Regions from separate parts of the Mus musculus genome. Here region 1 is linked to region 2. A link is a loop called in an ENCODE intact Hi-C map of the cell type or tissue named here. Cell type or tissue: heart. All regions are shown on one strand. Links, peaks and the distances in the headings refer to the core of each region. The heading gives the core; the rest is flanking DNA.

Region 1 (11,149 bases), core at 1,652-9,651, 120 kb before region 2:
GAGGGGAGAGCTTGCTGCTCACACAGTGGCTGGGGAAGAGAAGGCTCAAGAACTGCGAGCTTAGGGTGCAAATGGGTTTGGCTGAGGATGGTGCTGGAGAACAGAGCAGAGGATACCATTTCACTGGAGTGTACACACAATGGCACTACCACATGGCTAAGGTCAGGGCACCAAACAACACGTACAAAGGGCTGTACTGGGTGACAAGATGGGGGAGGAGGAGATGGAAGCCCTAGACCCCAAGAGTCACAGGGCATGGTGCAGAGGGCTGTGGTGGAGTATATCTCCCTTAAGAAGAAGGGTACCAAGCTACTTTCACAGACTGATGTCACCTGCACCAGTGGCCTGTTGCTGATTGCCTGGTGGGCTGGAAATTTACCCAGGAAGGAAAAATATCTGGTGGGATGCTAGTTGCTCACTCTTCAGTTGGAGCCTTCTGCCTGAACCTGAGAGCACTGGACAGTTGCAGCAGGGAAGGCAGAGGTGTGGTGGAGGGCAGGCAGAGGTGTGGTGGAGGGCAGGCAGAGGTGTGGTGGAGGGCAGGCAGAGGTGTGGTGGAGGGCAGGCAGAGGTGTGGTACGGCCACTGAGGACAGGGCCCAGCAGCCTGAGGACCGGGTTTGAGTATGGCTATCAGGCCACAGTAACCGGTATCCAGTCGTCCAGGCTGTGTCCTGTCAGTCTGAGGCCCTACCTTTGTCCCACTCACACTGGCAAGCAGCTCCCCTAACATTCTGGGTCCTCCAGAGAAGCCACGGCCTCTATCATCCACCTCCAGAATTTCCCAGCTCAGAGGGAGGCAAGGGCCAACTGACTAACAAAGAACTGTCCCCTGCCGGTCAGGAGACAGTTCTCCCAGCAGCAGGCTGGTCAGATGAGCTGCATAAGCCCCACGGGCGGGTCTGACTCTATCCTCTGGGGCTGCTCACTGATGGCTCCCCCTTCAGAACCTTCCAGCAGATTTGCAAAGCGGAAGAGAGAAGGTGTGTGGAGAACAGTAGACACAGATGTGTGGTGAGTGGGCAGTGCGGCCAGAAGTCCAAGTGAAGAAAAGGACATTTCAGGAAGGCCCTTGAAGTTACGCTACAATCCCATTTACAGCAATCCCTGTGCTATCTACCATGCAGCTCTTAAACACAGGGAATGTCTGCCTGGATAGACACTGAGGGGTACAAATGGGCAACACGCAACAGGTCAGGGCTGGAGTTACCTGAAATTCTGTATCCCCTGAAATTCTGACAGCAATTCCTTTCCTCCAACATGATGGTGGTTGGGAGCAGGTCCTTTAAGGAGGCAAATGTGGCCAGAGAGAGAGGCAGCATTTAATAGGGCTGATGACTTTATAAAAAGAGACAAGCTGAGCCAGGAGGTTGAGTCGGGGATGGCACTTATGGGTGCTTGCCACAGCTCCCATCCTGGTGCAGCCCTTTCTTCCCTCAATCTCTCTGGGAAGCAGTTCGGCTGTGTGTGTGTGTGGGGGGGAGGGCGGGGGGGGGGGGTTGTGGCGGGTGGACATACCACATGGAACACTTGAGAACAGGCTCTCTGGTCTCCATGGGGCCTGCAGAGACTCTACCAAGAGCAGCCAATAAGACCCCAGAACCACCCAACAAATTCTAACCAAACCAGCAAGTGCTTGCCTTTCAATCTTATGAGCAATAACTGAACTGTGGAGATCCAGGTTGGTATTGGAAGAGATCGCCTGCCTCTGCCTTCCAAGTGCTGGGATTACAGGTGTGTGCCACCCTACCTTTGTCTCTCATGGGCCTGGAACTTTACTGCACAGGCTGGGCTGGCAGACCAGGAAACTGCAAGGATCCCACGGTTGTTTGTTTTCCCAGCACTGGGATGGAAAGGGCTCTTTACTATGCCTGGCTTTTTAAAAACCATAGTTTCTGGGAGTCCCCCGAGAATGTGACTGGCTAAGGCAGCTATCTCCCCAGTACCAAGGCAGCTCTTGCTAAGTAGTCCAGGCTGGCCTTGAACTTTGGATTCCCCCGACTCAGGCTACTAAGTTTGGGGATTACAGGCCTGCGCCACCAGGCCTGGCTCTAACCATATAGGTAGGTCCTTTAAACATGAAAAACAGTATTTGAAATAAAAATGCTACTGAGTGAGATTAATAGCAGATCAGCCCCTCCAGAGGGAAAGGTCAACACCAACAAAGCTCATATCAGAGACATGGAGAGTGAAGTATGAGGACAGGTGGGAAAGAATGCTGACTCAGCAGCACTATGCTGAAGCCGAGCAGCCAAAGCTGCCTAGAGCTAAAGCCGGTGCTGCAGGAGTTAAGAGGGGTGTGAAGAATACTTGAATTCCCCCAGTTTCTTCTCATTATTTTTTGGTACTGCTGAAATGGATCCCAGGGCTGCACACATGCTAGGTGAACCCCTTATCATTGAGCTGGGTCCCCAACTCCTTGCTATTAGACTCTACAGAGGTGCTGTCCTACTGAGTCACATCCCCAGCCCCTCTCTAGAGAATTTTAGGCAAATGTCTACCACTGTATCACACACACGCCACTTACTTTTTAAAATGACGTTACTGACTTGTTTACTGGGCTGGCACAAGCTCCATGGTGTACATGTGGAGGTCAAATCTCTTCATCATGTGGATCCAGGGGATAGAATCTGGTCATCAGGCTTGGAGGCAAACATCTCTATCTCTGAGCTATCTCCCCAGCCTCTTACTTTTTATTTTGAAACAAAGACTTACTAAGTTCCCCAGGCTGGCACTGAACTCACTCTGGAGTTGAAGATGGCCTCCAACCTTATATCCCTCTGACTCAGCTTCCCATGTAGCCATGATTACAGGCCTGTGCCACCACACTTGGCTTAAAAATCTTCAAAATTTGCTCAATTATAAATGCACAAACTCAAGGAGCTAGACTAACAATAAACAAGATAAACACAAAAGAAACCATAAAGCCAGCTGCAGGAAGAGCCAGAATCTGTGCAAGGACTGGGGTAAGGTTCTGTGAGCAGATTTCTCATCAGAACCCATGAGTCAGAAAATGAGAGAAAAAAAAAAAAGTCAAGAAGCTAAAAGAAAACAAGACCGTCAATCGGTTCTCAGATCCAGTGTGAGTGAAGATGAAATAAAGGCACTGTGGACAAAGGGAGGGGATGGGCTGCTAGCAGACCCACCTACGAGCAACAGTTAGGAGGGTCTTCCTGCATAACAGCAAAGATCAGCCCAGGGAGGTGCGGGACTGTCAGCATGTGTGCACACTTGAAAGGTGTTTGTGAAGCATTTAAATGCAGAAGATTAAAAAACGAAGAAGAAAAGAGAGATTCAAAAGATAATGGGTTCTCCAAAGCACACTAATAATATGGAGGCATGACAGAAGTTACACATAAGTGAGAAGACTCAGTAGGCTGCTGCTTTCTATCTGCTAAGTGCTGCGATGCTATTTATAGGGACCCAGGCTGGTAATTTGCATACTGCAAGTCCAGAGCAGGCTCTGCAAACCATTAGCACAGGGCTACTTCTGGACCACAGGCCACCTCTTTACAAAGTTCTAACAGGGTCTGAGGAGATAGCTTACTGCTCTCCAGAGGACCAGAGTTTAGTTCCCGGCACCTAAGTGAGGCCTCACAAGGCCTGTAACTCCAGCTCTGGGGCTGGGGGCTGGCAACCTCTTTTGTCACAGACTTCCAAGCTCCCTCATGTGTGCATATGCATGTGGTGGCCAGAGGAAATCTCAGATGTCTTTCCTTAGGAGCCATCCATTTTGTTTCTTGAGAGCAGCTCTCTTCCTGGGACCTGGGGCTCTGATTAGGCAAGGCTGGCTAGTGAACCCCAGCGATCTCTTTGTCTCTGCCTCCTTGCTGTTGGTAATAAAACCATGTGCAATAAAACATAGGTTCTAAGAACTGAACTTGGGCCCTCAGGTTTGACTGGGTTATCTTTTCCCTAGCTCCCTGTCCATTTTTAAATGAAACAAGGTCTTTCTCTAAGGCTGGTCTGGAACTATGCGGCTCAGACTAGACCTGAGTTTGCAGCAATTCTCCTGCCTCAGTCTCTACAGGGCATTTATGTATACAGAGACGATGGCCGCACTAGGAAAGAGGCAATCTGAGCATAGGCTAACCCAAGATCTTTGGACAGCCCCATCTCATCACCAATGATGTTCTTTAAAAGCTTTGGAATGGATCCCCAAGGTTTTGGGAAATGAACCCATACCCAGGGGGTGGGGCTCACCCCAGGTGCCTTGATTCAGTTCTAAGGATGCACAGCCTCCTTGACTAGAGGGCCTTTGCACAAACTGCTGCTACCAAAACCAGTTTGTTCCTCTCTACTGTGCTACATCTTGGGTCATGGCTGTTGACCTTGGAGGAAGACGGCTGTTTTGGGTGGGTATGCTATGGGGCTTAGCACTCACTGCACCATGAACTCATCCTTTGCCCACCTGTACAATTTCAGCCAAGCTCACTGGCCTTCCTGTCCTGTGCTGCTGGCAGAGGACTAACTAGCTCCAGACAGGTCTGTTCCTCAAACAGACCTAGTGATTGCTGTTGCAGAACTGTTCTTGAACCTAGCCCCACCCTAAGAGTGGATGTGTCTGCTGCTGGGGTCTCAGGGCACTCTGCCTCCTGCACCACTGAGATCTCAGAGCCTGGTAGGCAATGCCAACTCAACTGAAGGAATGAGGCAGGTTTTGAAGTCAGCGTGCGTTCTTAACAACTCCATTTGAAATTCAGGGGACCCAAAAAGGCAAATTCAAATTAAAGTGTCTATCTAGATCTCATTGTTATCTTGGCAGACAGGAAGCCTCCAGAAGCCGGCCTCTGCCAACAGGAGCCTGTGAATGGGCCTGATTGCCTGTCAGGGGGGAAAGAGGGAGGGCGAGAGCGGTGGACTGCCTTCTCTACCCAATGCTCTGTCTCTCCCAGGGCCTGTTGGACAGCTGCCTGTCACCCACTTTTGGCTGAACTGCCCCCGCACAGGGACCAGAGGGCCCTTCTTCTTGCTTACACAGAAGGTCAGGTCGCATGTGGCACAGAGTGGAGCAGTGAGGAAGCTGAGTTACCACAGAGACATCGGTACAAAGCTGCAAGCCCTGAGAAAGAATAAACCTTCCATGGCAGCCTCTCTTCAGACAGTGTTCCTTCTAGCAGTGGCGTCTTTAGGGGGCCAGGGGTGGGAGCAGTAGCCAACATGGTGCTTGGTACCTGGGATAGCATTCAACTGGCCAGGACCTCACCTTTGATTCCAGCTTCAGCACCAAGGGAGGGACAGCTCCCAAAGCAGTGGCTGCAAATCCCAGCTCCTAAAGTGGGCACAGGCAAACCCAGAGCAGTACAAGTAGGGTGTGGCACACAGCTACATCCAGAGGTCTGCTTCATCCTGCACTCCTTTCCCTGCTCTTCCAAATCTCCCTTTCTGGGCTCCACGGTGGCCTACAGCAGTGGCCTGTGCCCTGTGCATTGTGACCCCTTGGGAGTCAAATGACCCATTCACAGGGGTCACCTAAGACCTTTGGAAAACACAGATACTTATATTATGATTCATAACAGTAGCAAAATTACAGTTATGAAGTAGCAATAAAAATAATTTTATAGCGGGGGGTCGGGGGAATGTTACCACAACACAAGGAACTGTATTAAAGGGTCTCAGCATTAGGAAGGTTGGGAACCACTGGCCTACAGCTGTGAGTGATCAGACAGTCACTCCACCCCCATTGTTTCCATGATCCTATGAATGCAAAGAGGGTAGGAGGAGGGTAGAGAGATAGAAGTCTGATGTGCACGGAGGGCAGCTTCTGGGTGAGCAAGGAGACCCTCTCTAGAGTGGAACCCCATCAGTGTCAGAGTCCACTGTGTCCCAGCTGCTGCCAGCAATGCCCAAGGCTCTATCTCCTTATCCCACCAGACAGAAAACATACCCTTCCCATCTTTGGGTTTCACTTCCCCATTGGCCCACCCTGTTCCTAACTCTGCTCTAATCCTGGCCACTTATGATGTTCTTTTAGATCTGGTGACATTTGAGAAAGCTCTATGGTGACCTGGCAGAAGCAGGAATGCTTGGCTAGAATGTGACCCTGGAGTGTCCGGGACACAGGCACTGCTGTGAGAAATCTGCCAAGCTGGGTGCATGCTGGCAGGCTGGCTGGGTGGATAGCACTGCTCTGCCACCATTGCCACTTCCACAGCAGCACTAATAACAGCCAGTAGCTAAAGAAGGCCATGTGTTCCCGGCTTTTGCTCTTTAGGCTGTTGGCTGTTCTACTAGGGACAGCCCCAGGATGAAATCTCGGTGTCCCTTATTGAGCCCAGGATTCCTCACTCAGCCTCTTGCTCTGTTGCTTAGGAAGGCGCTGTGAGACAGAACAGCTGGGGCTGGGGTGAGCCACAGCCAGCAGAGGAGGTGGAGAAGGTGGGCTATAGTGGGTGCCACAGTGGGAGTCACGGCAGCAGACAAAGGTTTGATCATGGTGGGAGCCAGGAAGACAGAGGGAGGGGGCAGACCATAGTGGGAGCCACAGCAACATAGAGGATAAGGACTTGGCTGTGGTAGCCTGAGTCAGAGGTAGGACCTTCAAGCTGCCCCCGGTAGTAGTGATCTTTCCTTTGTGCATGACACTAAGGGCCTCTAACAAACTCTCAAGAGGTCCTGTGGGTGCCCATAACCTGGGCCTAATCTCTGCCCACACCAGGAAGTTGAGGGTGGTTGCTTTGTCCCTTTCTCAGGCTCTTTGTTCTTTGAGTACCTTCCACAGCTTTTGTCCCTGCTATGCTATGGAGGAAGATGGACAGGGCACTTGGCCCATCCAGTGCACACCCACTGTGTGAGCACCAGGTGGAGGCTGGGTGAGTGTAAGCTGCAGGAGGCTGAGGGATACATATGGGCTAATCCATGAAGTGGGGCTGTGGGTGGGCCTGACAATGTGCTGCCCTGGGATGGATGGACCGCTTCCTGACTCCTGAGTAGTACAAAGGACACATGTCGATCACTACCTGGTTTCCCCTACTTTGTTCTTATCACTTGTCCCGTGGCCTGACCATTGATGACAAGGAGCTGAAGGCAGGGCTACCTGCCAGCGTAGACATGCTATCCCTAGGTATATAATAGCAGAGCCATGGCCACACAGGGCCCCAGGCCAAGGCAGTGCTCTCTGAGAACTGGAGCTGCTCCCCATCGCTGTCTGTCCTGTAGCACCTTACCCCAGTGGACTTGGAACACCTCACAGGCTAAGCTTCCTGTAGGGCATTGGGGGGTGACTTAGGGCCAAGACAACAAGACTTTCAGAGCTTCTTCTATGAGCAACTGTACCTCCCTGGGAACCTGGGGCGTCATGCCTGATCTGTGTGGGATGGATGGAGGAAGCATAGCAGGCAGGCAAATTTGCTCTGTGTGTTTACAAGGCTGCTTCAAAAGGCAGAGGCAAGGCAGCTATGAAGGTCACATCTACACTACAGTGGAAATGTGAAAGCTTCATCAGGGAGCGATAAACCCTGAGCAAATCTCAGCCCATGCCCATATACCACCCTGGCTGGATGCAGGCCTTTGCCTGGCTAGCCTACACCTCTTTGGCAGGAGCCATGGCCACAGACACCCAGCCTGCTCTCATCATGGAACAGTGAGCACAGGGCTGGTAAGAATGGTATCCAGTCAAGGAACCTGCAGCCCCATATAGAGAGGCACTAAGGGGCTGCACCACATGGAACCAGGCACATACACTGTTCCAAGGCCTTGGAGGGCAGCAGCTGGTGAGCAAAGTGTGATGGGAAAGTGTGTTATAAAGTAACTCAGCCTCTAGCCCAGTTACTGCCTGGCACACAACACCCAGCAACTTTGCTACCGAAGTATTTACCACTGATAAGCATAGCTGTGGGAGGCTGGAGAACAATCAAAGCTTGTAAACTGAGGGTCTCTTCCTACTTCCAGCCCAGCATCACCCTGTGTTAGTGTCTGAATGTGAAATGCTCCCCACAAGTTTGTTTGTTTGAACACCTGGTCCCCAGCTGGTGGCACTCTCTTGGGAGGTTATAGAACATTTAAGGCATGGGGTGGTTGTAGGCTACTACCACTGAGCCACACCCCAGTCCCTCACTGGGGCGATCTAAGCAGGGGCTCTACCACTGAGCCACAACCCAGTCCCTCACTGGGGGATTCTAGGCAAGTGCTCTACTTCTGACCCATACCTTGAAGGCTATACCTAATTCTCATTCCATCCTGAGCTCTCTGCTTCCCTGACCCACCAAGATGTGGGGAGAAGCCATCTCACACTCTTAGCACTATGGGTAGAACCTCCCCAGCACAATGATAAACTCTACCATGATAAACTGTATCACTTGAAGCTGTGAGCCCAACTAAATCCTTCCTGCCTTAAGCTGCTTCTGTTAGGTATTCTGTGCAGCAATGAGAAAAATTAACTAACACAGCCCATATACACTTCATTGAGGAAGATGTGGGGTTGTCAATAACTACTGGGCACTGGTGCTCATCAGCCACTCTCCAAACACTGACACTGAGCATATAGCACCCAGCTTTGAAGCACATGCTCAGCTGCATGAGTTCCCACTGGAACCCACGTCATCTCCACCACTTTCTGACCCTGCTCTTCTGACTTCTGAGAAGCAGGTGCCATATGGGAAGCACCAGTGGACCAGACAGAGGCCAAGTGTATGTGTACATGAGTGTGTGTATGTGTGACAGGAACCAAAGCAGGAGATGAGAGTAGCCCCAGGGCCATTTCTGCTCCGCAGAGAGGCCCCAACTCAGCTCCATGCGTAGATGTCAGAGACTGGCAGACTATGGCCTCTGCATCAACAGAACTGCGAGAGACTGTATATTATCAAGCTGCCAGTGCATTAAAGCTCTGTGTAGAGGAGCCCATTCATAATGAATCAAAACTGGACATAGAAGACATCCTTCAGTAGGTGACTGGACATAGCACTTGTGGTATACACCAACACCAGCAATAGAAAGAAATGAATAGGCAAGGTGTAAACCTAGTACTGAGAAGGGAGGGGAGAAGATGGCAAGCTGGAGGCCAGCCTGAGCCACAGAGCGACATTCTATCTCAAAAAACTCTAAAGGCTGGACTTGAAACTCAGTGGTTTCACTGAGTACCTGCCCAGAAACCCCTAGTGAGGGGCTTCGAGATGTAGGTCAAGGTTAGAGCATTTGGCTTGATGTGAACAAAGCCCTGGGTTGTATCTCTATCTCTGCAAAAATAAAAACAGCCCAGAAAGGACCCAGAGGAGTCTCAAGTGTGAGAATCCAGTACACAGAGGGTCCTGCCTTTGGGACATTCCAAGAATGGCAGCACTATGGGTAGGAGATCTGTAGGAGCTGGAGATGACAGATACTCAGAAGACTTCAGAGACAGCAGCTACTCTCTGGGACACCAGAGTGGTGGCACAGATTTTAATGCATTTTCACAAACAGAACATTCAATGAGCACAGACTTCACAATTCCCAGCAACTAGACAGATTGGGTTTAGAGACTACAGCCACCAGGCCATACATAGACAAGATTGGATAGCAGTATAAAAAACTGTGGCACAGGCTAGGACACAGGGGAAGCTTATTTTACTGTCAACTTCTCTATAAACCTAATGCTATTCTACAAATAAATGTATTAGTTTTCAAGAAGCCCCAAGAATACTTGGCATACTGTAGACACTCTATAAAATTCGGAGCTTGGTGCCATAAATAAAGTTTTATTGAAACATAGCCACTGTGTTGTTATGCCAGTCCACAGCAGCTGAGCTGAGCTCCTGGAGACTGGGCTGTAGACATAGGGGTGGGCACCCATGAGTCCATGAATCACGTGTGTATTAACTGGGCTTTGGCAGATACATGATCCCTTCCTCCAAGAAGCATGCTTAGGAAACAGAAGGAAAAAGACTCCAAGTTCTTTTCCTTGCACAGCTATCCTGTGGATGGAGAAACTGACCCAGGCTCTCCTGAGCCCACCCAGCAGGAGTCATATGCTGCATGGCTGAAGGGCCCTGGGTATGGGTCTCTGGGACATTTGCATTTCCCGTGCATACACCTGCAGTCTTTGGCAGCCCGGCACTGTGGGTACAGGTGTGTGGAAGCTGGCTGCCTCCTCACCTGCTCTTTCTGCTATGAGCGTAGGCTCTGTGTGCTTCCGCAAGAGCTCGGCAGACGGAATCACAGTGATATGCCTATCCTGAGGCTGGGCACACAGTTTAGGAAGTGCCCACTGTAGGGTGCCAGGTTGCTGGGGGATGGTGGAGCTCTGCAGTTTTGGGAGGCAGGTAGTTCAAGCAGCTTCTATCCCAACAAATGTCACACTGTGCCCAGAGACAAAACCACAGTAAGGGGCAACATGGTCATACTGCAGGCTGAGCCAGACATCCCATTGGTGGTGCAGAGGCCACAACACACATCCCAACAGCAGTACCATGACCCAGCACCTTGAACCAGCATTGCTGGGAGGAACAGGCAGCTATGAGTAGTCCAGCCATTTGCCTAGAGACCTGGGAGGCGCCTCCAAAGCCCTCACCATAGCATGGCCTTTGGCTCAGGCCTCTGATTAGCAAGATGTGCTAGTAAAAGGATGGTGCTTATACTGTGGATACTGACCGTACCAGAAGTCCAGGCAGAGGCAGGAGGATCTTGGTCATGGCCTGCCTGGGCTACAGTGGGACATTATGTAAAGAAAAAAGGAAAACACAAGAGACAGGTCTGGAGTAAAACTGCATGAGGACCTGAGTTCCATCCCAGCACCCATGTAAAAAGCTGGGCCCAGCCATGCTAGACTGTGGAGTGGTCAGAGGCATGAGAGAAGGGGACCCAAGGTCAGAGTCACCTGTATCTTAAGAGCTATGCAGTCAATTCTATTGGCCGCTGTCTGGCTTCTTGTTTCTGACTACCTTCTGAGCAGTCCTTATGAACCACAGGGAATGAGATTACACCACAATTGCTGCGGACATTTGGTAGGCCACTCCTTCCAGGTCCAGTCTTTCCAAGGAAACTGGAGACTCTGGGGTCCAACTTCTCTTGGGAGAGGAGGAGTGGGCAAGATGCCAGACTCCTGATGTATGCTGGAGCTGAGCTCCTGCCTTCCCCCACACAGCAGCCTTGGGAGGCAGCTCGGCCACCCACACACGGCAGAGGCTGGGTCCAGGCTGGGAAGGGAAGCAGAGCCATGTGGGACCGTGAGCCAACCC
Region 2 (11,149 bases), core at 1,136-9,135:
TGTGCCCATTGTCAGAGATCAGAAAAAACAGCAGGGGGCTACCTGTTATTAAGAATGAACACTATCGGGGCTGGTGAGATGGCTCAGTGGGTAAAAGCACCCGACTGCTCTTCCAAAGGTCCGGAGTTCAAGTCCCAGCAACCACATGGTGGCTCACAACCATCTGACTCCCTCTTCTAGAGTGTCTGAAGACAGCTACAGTGTACTTACATATAATAAATAAATAAATAAATAAATAAATAAATAAATAAATAAATCTTTAAAAAAAAAAAAAAAAAAAAAGAATGAACACTATCAGCCACCACCCACCTTCTCATGTCAGCATCATGGCCTCCGGCCCTGCAGTGACGTACATCCCACACAGTACATTTAGTCACTCAACATGCACCTCAAGACACCATGCACCTCAGGACACCATGCACCTCAGGACACCATGCACCTCAGGACACCATGCACCTCAGGACACCATGCAAACCACAGCTACCTCTCCTCAAGGATACCTCTAACTCTTACTGCTAATGGATAACCTGGCCAGGAAGAGGACCCCTGGGAAGCACCAGCCCTGAACTCAGAAAGTTTGTACCCTCTCTGCATCCTCCTAATTTATAAAATTGCTTATGTGAAGATATTACCATGCATAATGTATTCAGCTACACAGTGCGAACTGCAGCCTTAATGGAGAAAATTCAAGTCAGACACACAGACAGTCAGGGGTAGAAGCCTGCTGCTGACTTCCAAGCATGCTTGGGCCCCCTCCTTGCTGTCCACAGTGGCGTGTAACAAACACAATGCAATGCATTGGGCTGGGCAGGCTCGGGCTACTTTCTCCCTTGATGTGCAGAGAAGCTGACACCTTTGCAGGCCTCAATGGCAGGCCCACATTTGCATGTAAATAGCTGACAGAGACAAGGAAATGAAAGCATGGAAGAGCTCTTTAATTAACTTTAACCCTCTGAAAATCCATGCAGCCACCTCCTCCAGAGCCCTCTGCAAGCTGCAGCTGGGGAGGGGCAGCTACAGGCTGGGTGCCAACTCCTACCTGTGGCCAAGCCAACACAAGTTCCTATTAGCCAGACTACAAGGGACTCCCAGGTCAGTGTCTTACCTGGCTCACACTCTTCATCCATGACACTGCCGGAGAGAGGACTAAGTGACCGGGACCACTGAACTCTTGGGAGGATTGCTGCCCACTCATTCTGCAGGCTGCTGTGTGCTGGTGGTGAGTGCTGTTCACAGTCAGGGCCTAGTACAGCAATCTGGGCTCAGGAAGGATCTTAGGCCTGCCTCTGGGAGGAGGTAGAGATGAAACTGTCTTTACATCATAGACCCTGCTGTAGAGAACTGCAAGTGCCTGTGGACCATCATTCAGGTGACTGGCAAAAGTGAGCTCAGCAGTTTCAGAACCAGCTTGGGGCTAGAGGTGGGACTGACACACTGAGTCCCAGGCACCTTGGACTGTCTTCCTGTCCAGTCAGCAACTACATGGTATGTGTCATTCTTCATAAGAAGCCTGAAATGCAGGCTTATGACTTATGAGCGCATGACTTGACCACCTGGGGCCAGACCACAGATCCTGGGCAATGGCACACACAGGAAGTGATGGGAAGGGCAGGAAACCAGGAGCCACACCACATACATAACAAAGGAGGTATGCCGGGGGCAGCAGTGGCAGGAAAGGAGTGCCCACTCAATTCACGTGCTGCTCTGCTCTTGGAGAAACAAGACTCTGACTGAGCCTGCCCCCTCCTCCCAAGGTCACTAGAGAAAGGCTTCCCTACCCCTAAGCACACCCCCCCAAGTCAGCCCTGGCTCTGCATGTTCTATAATGCCATCCTCTCGGGAGCACGCGGCGGCTTAAATGAGGCTGGCTTCTTCTGGAATAAATCACGCAGCTGTAGCTAGCAATATTTCTTTAACCGGAGGTTAATAAAAATCACCGGCGAAGGCTAACCAGTGGATCTAATTTATTTAGAGACTTCCATCAGGCTGTGGATAGAGCCCTTTATAAGGGCTTATTACAGCGCCGGAGGAGGCTCCAGAAGAGCAACGGTCACTTAGTGGGATTTGCGGACCCCAGAGCAAAGTGAAAAATTTAACAGAACTCCTCAAGGAAGGAGAAGAGAGCAATGTGAAGCCAATTTATCACTTAACAATTGAGCCTCTCTCTGCAAGGGCCACCTCAGAACCTGTCCCAGAGAGATGACCAAAAGCAAGGCCCAAGGTGACATCAGCTAGGCCTGACCTGCAAAACTAAAGGAGATCTGAGTTGCAGCTAAGAACAATGACCTAGAGACCCTAGAAAGAGGCCCAGGCATCCCCACAGAGAAGGTGGCACAGTCCCACAGACTCCCTATGTCATATGGTACTTTCTCCCTGTCCCAGGGGTGGTGGCACTATGAGGGGGGTCGTCTCCTAGGCAGTGTGGCTGCATGCTAACCCAGTGCACCTGAGAGGAGGTGTCCCTTACAAACCACCAAGCCTTAGAACCAGTCTCATGCTGGGGACTAGAGCTGCACGGGCAGGCGATATCACCTAGTCAGGACCACAGAGCCTGCCTGCTTTGCAGTGTCCCCAGCTAGAGAGCCAGCCTTTCAGAGCACACCAGAGCACAGACCCAAGCACCCTTCTCACCAGAGCCCATCCACTGGCAATGTCAGACACTCTGGCCATGGACCACCTTCCTCCTTGGCCTGACTTGGGAGACAGAGGAGAGGGAGTCTTTAACACACTGGAAACGTCTACGTTAGCAAAGCAAAGCTGAAGATCTCTGGAAGGTGGAAGTGAAGGAACTCTTTATCTTTCTCTCTGATCGTCCAGAAACCAAGCACTGGACACAGAGAAGAATATCAATATAGGCTGACAAAAAGATATCTGGGGCTGATGGCCTCTGGAGACCACCGCAGGTACACCAAAGTGACACTACCTCAGGCTTCATAAAGGCACAAAGCAATGTCTTTTGCTAGCAAAGGCCCAATATCCCACCTTCTTCTCAAAGGAGAGGCAAGACCCCTAACCTAGGGTCACCCCACAGCCCCTGGGCCCCACCCTGGTAAAAGTGTAAACATTTTTAAGAGGGACTGCAGGAGTGCTCCAGCCCCACCCCAAATCCCTGGGAAGCACAGCCACACACTGGGCCTGGCCACTTAACACCCTAGATTGGACGAACCCCACTGTCAGGCTCAGTAGATGAGGGAGGGCCCTAGGGAGAGCCCTGCTCTCGTTCTGCTCCCCCATTTAGTCAAACCACCTTTGGCCCACGCTGCTCTTTCCTGGGTCCTGGAGCCTTTCTGGCTAGAATCACTTCTCAGTTCCCCCTGGATCTGCAGGCTCAAGATGAGCTGACCTAAGGCAAAAGCCAGTAATGAGCATGCACTGAGGATCACGCTATGTCATCCAGCGCAAGCTGACAGCTTAGCCCCTGTGACAGTACTGCAAACCCCAGAAAGGACTCTGAAGCAAGCTGGTGGCATGTTACCTTTAATGGGACTTCCCCTGTTCCTTCCTGGGATTTTACTGGGGCCAGTCTGGGTCTTTGCTGGGAAAGTTAAGCCAAAGAACATTAGTTCCAAACGGCACCCCAGCTATCGACCGCTTTCCACTTGGTGATGGATGATATTTAATACCCTCTAGTTGCAGCACCCCAGGTCTGTAAATACTGATCCTGTTTTATTGCTATTTAATCACTATTACGATGGCCATGGCCAGTCTTCCTCCTCTGGGTTTAATGTTCCATGGGAGTCTCACGGGAAAAACAGGGCAACAGCAGAAGATGCCTGCTTTCCAGGACATATGCACCCATAGGTGCATACATACATGCACAACACAGCCTACTTAGAGGTACACAAACACACATCCTCACACTTGTGTGCAAACACTGGCAGCCCTGCCTCCAGGACATAAGTGGGGTAGCAACATGGAGGAAACAGGAGCTGCCAAGGAAAGCCACATGCTCCTGACCAGAGATGCCCCTTCCCTACCCCACCCTCAATTCCTGGGTAGCAACCCATCCTGAGCCAGATGCAGCTTCCTCTTCTACAAATTAAGACTGCAAATTCTAGTCACATTTTCAAAGTGATCTCCCCCCACACATATGCACGGGATTATTAAAGTGGTAACAGTTAATGGAAGAGAGTTGTTTTGATGAAAGCAAGCACCATGGTTGCTTTGGTCATAGTGAGCACGTAGCTGAGCCCCTCAGATAAGAGAAAAGTAAAGCAAAGACCTCACCCACAGAAACCATGACAGGCTTTGCCTGAAGAGATGGCTCAGCTGGTAAACAGTCAGCTACATCAGCGTGAGGGCCCGAGATCAGATCCCGAGCAGCCACTTCTAAGGGCTGAGAGCAGTAAGGCACATGCAGCTCTGCGAAGGGAGGCCACGGCAAATGATGCATGGGAGCTCGCCAGCCTCGCCCAGGTCAGTGAGACACAATATCTCAGAAAATATGGCTCAGAATGACTCAGGGGGGAAGGTGCCTGGTACAAACTGCTGGTTTCTACATACATAGGCACAAGCACACAACAAAGACAAGAACACACACATGTACCTCACACACACAGGTTAAAACTGTTTCCAAAAACAAAACAAAACAAAACAAAACAAAACAAAAAAAAAAACCCAAGCCAAGCATGTTGACATATGCCTATAATCCTAGCACTCAGGTGGCAGAGACACCTGAATGCTGATTTCTTTTGAATTGGAGGCTAACCTGGTCTAATTAGCAAGTTCAGGCCAGCCAGGACTACAGAGAAAAATACATTGAGAGCTCTCAAACTAAGAGAACACACACACACACACACATACCAGAAGCCAACCATGACGACCAGAACTGAGTACAGTTTGAGGCAGCCAGCCTGAGAAAGCGAGGGAGTGAGCGAGTGCATCCTCCTCCCAGGGTCTGCAGCCTGCTGTACTTTCTGACCTAGAGCCAGTACACACTCTATCTTGGGGACCTCACAGGATCCTTGGAAGCCAGTTATGTGAGGAACCACAAGGCAGCAGCCCCAGTGCTGACCTGGCCCAGCAGCAGGCCAAGGGCAGACATGAAGGCCAGGCAGCAGGGGAGGCTGCCGCACACTCGCCGTCTTTGGAGCAGGCTCCAGGCAGAGCAGGGAGCAGTTCCAGCGCCACTGTTGTGGCGGCTATTTTTGGAAGCTGCACTCGAGAGGCTGTCTTGGCAGGGAACCATGCCTTTGAGCACCACCATCAATTTTCACCTGCAGCCAGCGCCTTTCCTTTCAGGACCAAGGTTATTCAAAGATTTGGATTTCTTCGAAATTGTGTGAAAAAGTTGGACAAGGTCTTCACCGTAGGCAAAGAGGGTTCTGTGACAGGAACCAAAGTGACAGGGACAAGCTGGGCCTCTGGTGGCATCCAGGTGTCTTGCTAACTCCCCTGGATATTGAAGGCCACATGTCCCCAACAAGGCTAAGCCATAGACCACCTGTGCTGAGTGGAGATCAGACTCAAGCCATCACTGGGCACCTACCCAGGCCGGTTCCTCCCTTCTCATTAGTGTGTAGCCTTGTGTTGAGACTCCAAACCCATCCCAGCTAAGGTACTGGCTGGTTTTGGTTTTGGTTGCTGCTTGAAATTTGAAACAGGGTCTCACTCTGTAGTTTAGGCTGGCCTTGAACTCACAGAGATCTACCTGCCTCTGTTTCCCAAGTGCTGGGATTAAAGGAATGTACCACCACATGTGGTAGCACTGGCACTGTAAACTCCAATTGAGCTGTGATGTGAATACCCAGAAATGAAAGGGTACCCTGGACCAGGATGATGCAGGGCAGTGGATGAACATCCTGGGCTTGGATTTGAGGGTGTTCACAACAGCTCTGAGGACCAAGATCAATAGCACGTGAATGCAGTATTTTAGAAAGCCAAGGTTAATAGAAAACAAAGCCACCAGCATCCTACTAACATCTTCCCCTAGAAGCAGGCTCTACCTTGCCCTACACCTACCTGACTCACTGTGCCATCTCTGTTGTCCCTCATGCCCCCATCCCCATGAGGATGTTTCAGAAACAATGACAGGGCTGGCAGGGTGATGTGGTCTCCAAGGTATAGACCAACTCATTTCCAGAAGCCGTTCTGAGTACTGAAGGGGCCAGTGTCCTGGAGTGATACTGGAGTGGGATGTACTGAAAAGTGGCACAGCAGCATGGGGTGGGGGGAGTTACATGGGAGACAGACACTGACCGCATAGGCTCAGTATCTTCAGACATCATACACCAAGACCAGGACCCACAGCAGGTCCTGAGTGGCTACCATCCTTACCCAAAATGTGTCAGCGAAGCCCAGGGAAGGATGGATGATAGCAGGGACAGGGTACCATGTTTTCCACCACCCACTGATAACACCTCTTCTTCCACTGTTGAGAAACCAAAAGGGCAATCGCCACATCTTCCAAATAGTTGGTTTTAAGCCAAGAAACCAACACCAAACCCAAACCAACCAACCAACCAACCAACCAAACAAACAAACAAACCAGAAACCAAAGCATCTGTAACTGCTACCTGGTTGCAGTGTCTCCAGATGCCCCTGAAATCCTGTAAGGGTAGGTACAGGGCCACCAATCTTTGGGGCTGGGACAACATGTTTGTGCTCTTCCATGAATGCTGCCCTTGGCAGAAGAGAGCATTGAGGCTTGGCTTGCCATCCTCATCACCAGGTCAGAGACCTTCCTGGGCACATGACCTTTGCAGGTGACTTCTCTACACCCTCAGCTTGTCCACCCATCAGAAGAGGGAGCCAAACAATTGCCAGATTTTGACTGGCTGCAAACAGCTGTGCCAAAGGGCCTGTTAAAAGCAAGGGCAGAGGGAAGTCAGTGAGCCAGACCGGGCAAGGTGACGGCACTGCCGAGGGAGGGAGGAGCAGCGCAGGTGAAGGCTCTGAGGCAACGGTGGGCTGCAAGGGTGGTCAGGTAAAGATCTGGCAGATCTGAGACCTAGAGAGGGACCCCATCAGGTCCCTGGGATGGCCTGCATGAGGTCACCTTGCTTTCATGGATCAGCAGCAGTGGCCAGAGGCAAACCCCTCCTGCCCCCGCACCAAGGAACCCCTATCTTAATAACCATCTGCAGCTTGGAGAGGAACAAAAGGCACTTTGTTTTGATCTCATTTTATTTCCTAAAATTGCTTTTCTCCTTGAAAACTTTTTTCCTGTCACAACCCAGCTCCAGTGGCATTCTTGGTGGGACAATGCAAAGGCCAAGGACAGCTTTCAAGTGACTTTGCAAATGGCTCCTTCCCAGACCAAATGAATGCTTTCCTTCCTGACAGACAAAATAGGACCCAGAAGGGCAGGAAGAAAGGCAGAGGCTTGTTGGGCATCCACAAAGTCCAGAGTTCAGTTTGGACGAAGTGGCACATATCTGTAATCCTAGCACCAAAGAGGGAAAAGGGTAGGAGAATCAAAAATTTAAGCCGGGCGTGGTGGCGCACACCTTTAATCCCAGCACTTGGGAGGCAGAGGTAGGCAGATTTCTGAGTTCGAGGCCAGCCTGGTGTACAGAGCGAGTTCCAGGACTACACAGAGAAACCCTATCTCGAAAAACAAAACCAAAAAAAAAAAAAAAAAAAAAAATTTAAGGTCAAGTTTGAGGCCAGCCAAAAAAGACTGGATATAGGTCCCAAAATGGCCTGCTGAGCAGGTAATACACAAACCCCTGAACATCCATGCTGTGGACCCTGCTGGTTGTGAAGAGAACATCAGGGCACACAGAACAATTCCCCCGCAGGAACAGAGGCAGTGGGACATCCCACCAGGTGCTCCAAATGGATTGCTAATGTGGAATCATTAGCAGAAGTGGAGGGAACTTTTAAGTAAGAAGCTTTCTGAACTTAAAAGTTCAGACGCTTGAACCTGGTTGAGTAGCCAGTTTATGGCAGAACCATCCCACTGCACCCTGCTTCCCTGCAGTGTGTCTCAGGGCTGGCAGTGCAGAGTGGAGAAAACCAGGCTTAGGGGCCAGACAGATAGCCCAACAGATAAGAGCATGGCTACTCTATCAGAGGCCTAGGCTCAATTCCCACTACCACATGGTAACTAACAACTGTCTGTAACTCCAATTCCAGGAGATCTTACGCTGGCCTCTGGCCTCTGCAAGCACTGCACATACATGATGCACATACATACATGCAGGCAGAAACAAAACAAAATAAGACAAAACACCCATATACATACACATTTTTTTTTTTCGAGACAGGGTTTCTCTGTGTAGCCCTGGCTGTCCTCGAACTCAGAAATTCGCCTGCCTCTGCCTCCCAAGTGCTGGGATTAAAGGCGTGCACCACCACGCCTGGCATAAACTTTAAAAGTAAATAAATCTTTTTAGGAAGGAAGGGAGGCAGCCTTGGGGCCATCTTGTTACCCAGGTGCAGAGGCAGAGCTGCCATGGAGGCGAGGGGTCTACAATGGCAGGGCTGAGGTAGTACAGCCACATCTCCCCAGCATGGCACACAGCACACGTGCTTACAGTAGACAGAAAGGAACACACAGCCGCTGATGGTGGGAGAAGAAACATCAGAACAGGGGTATGTGCATGGAACGCAATAGCTGCCATGTTCCCACTCAGAGCTAGATGGCCACACAAGAAACCTTGAGCAGAGAAGTGGGGTTCAGATACATCCCTGTACCCAGTTCTAGAACTCTGGCCCTCCCTCAGGTGAACAGGATTCTCAATTCAGTCATGGCACCCAGGCCAGCAGGGTAGAGGCTCCACCCCAATGATTCAGGTACTCTGTTCATCTTACCCAGCCCCCATGGTGTATATCTTCCTTCAGAGTGCTATAGGGTCTCTATGGTTCCACTCTAGAAGCACTCTGAATCAATCTTGAAGCAAGCTGCAAGGGACAGCACGGAGGAATCCTGCAGTGTCCCCATGGCCACTTACCCTCCCTGTATATCAGTCTTCCTTAAAATAAAAAGGAGTACTCAGGGGTCTGTGTGTGTGAGAGAGAGAGTGTGTACACAAGCACACACCTGTGTGTGTGTGTGTGTGTGTGTGTGTGTACGCGAGCGCACAAGTGCATGAGTGCACACATCTCCAACATTAGCTCTCACATTTCTACTACTTGAAGTCATATAAAGTGCTAAGGAGGTGGCTCAGCAAGGAGGACCAGAGTTCAGACCCTCAGCACCCAGGTGCAAAGCTAAGTGGTCATGGCAACGCAGAGTCAGCAAACAGATCCCTGGAGCAAGCCAGCTAGCTGGACTAGCTGAATGGACAAGATCTAGGATCAACAAGAAACCCTAACCCTAACTCAGCAAATAATGTGGAGAGTGCCATAGGAAGAAACCCAATGTCACCTCTGGTCTACACACACACACACACACACACACACACACACACACACACACAGTCTCTAAATCAAGTCTGTGTGATCAGATCTCTCATGTGTGATCAGATCTGGAAGGCCCAAAATGATAAGTCTTTCCCCTTTGCAGCAAGCAGAAAAAGGAGAAATATCAGGTACCATGGGCAAGAGAAGAGGGTACACAATGAGCTACACCCCAGAAAGAGCCTGCCCCTTTGTTCACTTCCAAGGAACACTGAGGACCCACATGAAGTCACATTTATGTCAGCACACCTATGCCAGGTCGGCCTGCCCAGGACAGCAGGGAAGGCCCTGAAACTTCCCAAGGAGGAAAAGAGGTCAGAGCTGCAACTTGGGTAGCTGCCGCACCCTCCAAAGGATCTTGAGGTCTTCAGGAACTAATGCCTGTTTAGGAAGCCAGATCCTCTCATGGCCCAAGGGCTGAACAGGAGACTCGCAGTCTCAACAGCAGTCAAGAGAAAGGATTCCCAGACATGCTTAATTAGACAGCCCTGCTGTCCCAGTGACCCAAGAGAGAGAAGCAGGAGGATCTTGAGTTCATGGCCAGTCTGGGTATCTTAAGTTTTTACAAAGGGCCAGGGATGCTGTTCAGTGGCAGAAGGCCCACAGTTTAAGCCTCGTTACTCTAAGAGGGTTTCCCTCAACATCAGAAGTATAGGAACAAACACAACTGTGTAGAGTATATCATGCAGATTTGGCTTGAGACTGTGGAGGGCTCACAATGAGAGGAAAATAAGAGGACAGAGCATCAGCTCCTGCCGAGCAGCCTCAGCCAAGCCTCTAAGCCTCACTTAGACCTCAATTGGATGAGCTAAAAAGAGGACCGCGGCACAGCTTGTGTGGCTGCCAGACCCGGGAGGCTGCAGAATTATGGGGGAACACCATTTCACAAATGACGACGACAGCTTCCCTGTGATCCAGAATCCACAGAGAGAAGGCAGCAGCCAGGATAATTCCCTTCTATGTGGGTAGAGTCCCCCACCCCAGGGGCAGTGAGAAGATGAAGGGGATGGTAGCAAAGGCCCAGCCTGGAGCTCCAAGCCAGGTCCACAGGAGAGCTGCCACTGCCTGGAGGGTGGCTGAGCAAACAGCACAACTCCAGCTCCTAGGGAGACTCCACCTAACATTGACCCTTGCCTTGGAGACAGGGGGCTGCCACTCAAAAGGCTCAGTAGAGGTCCCAGAGTGGTGAGTAGTGCCACAATAACAAGAACAAGCTACAGAGGGCCAAGGAGATGGCTCAGGGATTAAGAGTGCTTGCTTATGGAACACGAGGACCTGAGTTTGAATCTCTGTACCCATATAAAAAGTTGAGCATGGTTACACAGACCTATAGCCCCAATGTGTGGGAGCACATAGAAAAATCACAGGGAGTTGATGTTGGGGGGGGGGGGAGGGACGACACTGATATCCTCGGCCCTGAGTACATTCATCCTTGCACACATATCTGTCACACACAGGGGGGTGGGGGCAAACCAAACAAGAAATTCAGCCATGACTCTGTTGTTAAGGTAGTAACAGCAGGTGATCAGGAGTAGAACTGCTCTGAATTCCCACCCATTCCACCTGTCTCTGTGCCTCGGTTTCTTCTTTAGCCTTAGCATCAAGGAGATCTCACAAGAGGATAGGAAAGTCCTGTATATGAAAAGCATCATGAGGTATGTAGAAGGGTCTAGCACCAGAAGAACTCAGAGCTGAGCACTGTCCAGCTACTGCTGGAGAGCACAATGCCAGTAAACGCACTGTATTCAAATCTGCTAGAATCCAGGCAACTGAAATGTACAGCAGATGGATGCTGGGTAAACTG

What was found. A loop is a pair of places that touch in the nucleus more often than their neighbours do. Peaks named below come from ENCODE experiments on the same cell type or tissue, not always from the same donor. Only the 100,000 strongest peaks of a DNase experiment are listed, where the experiment ranks them.
Region 1: it touches region 2 in a loop (5-fold over the local background); 2 of 42 quality-filtered maps call a loop at or near these places.

The regions. Positions count from the first base shown.
Region 1 is chr5:140,050,401-140,061,549 of GRCm38, forward strand. All of the region lies in intron 17 of Mad1l1 (MAD1 mitotic arrest deficient 1-like 1), which reads right to left. Among named protein-coding and RNA genes, the nearest start is that of Gm30492, 40 kb to the right of the region's middle. In heart, for the core only: no CTCF peak of the experiment used is centred there; a DNase peak (open chromatin) is centred at 6,091.
Region 2 is chr5:140,173,428-140,184,576 of GRCm38, forward strand. The region is part of intron 11 of Mad1l1 (MAD1 mitotic arrest deficient 1-like 1); the gene reads right to left. Among named protein-coding and RNA genes, the nearest start is that of Gm16120, 29 kb to the right of the region's middle. In heart, for the core only: a CTCF peak has its summit at 5,102; a DNase peak (open chromatin) is centred at 5,074; H3K4me3 peaks cover 335 bases; H3K27ac peaks cover 507 bases.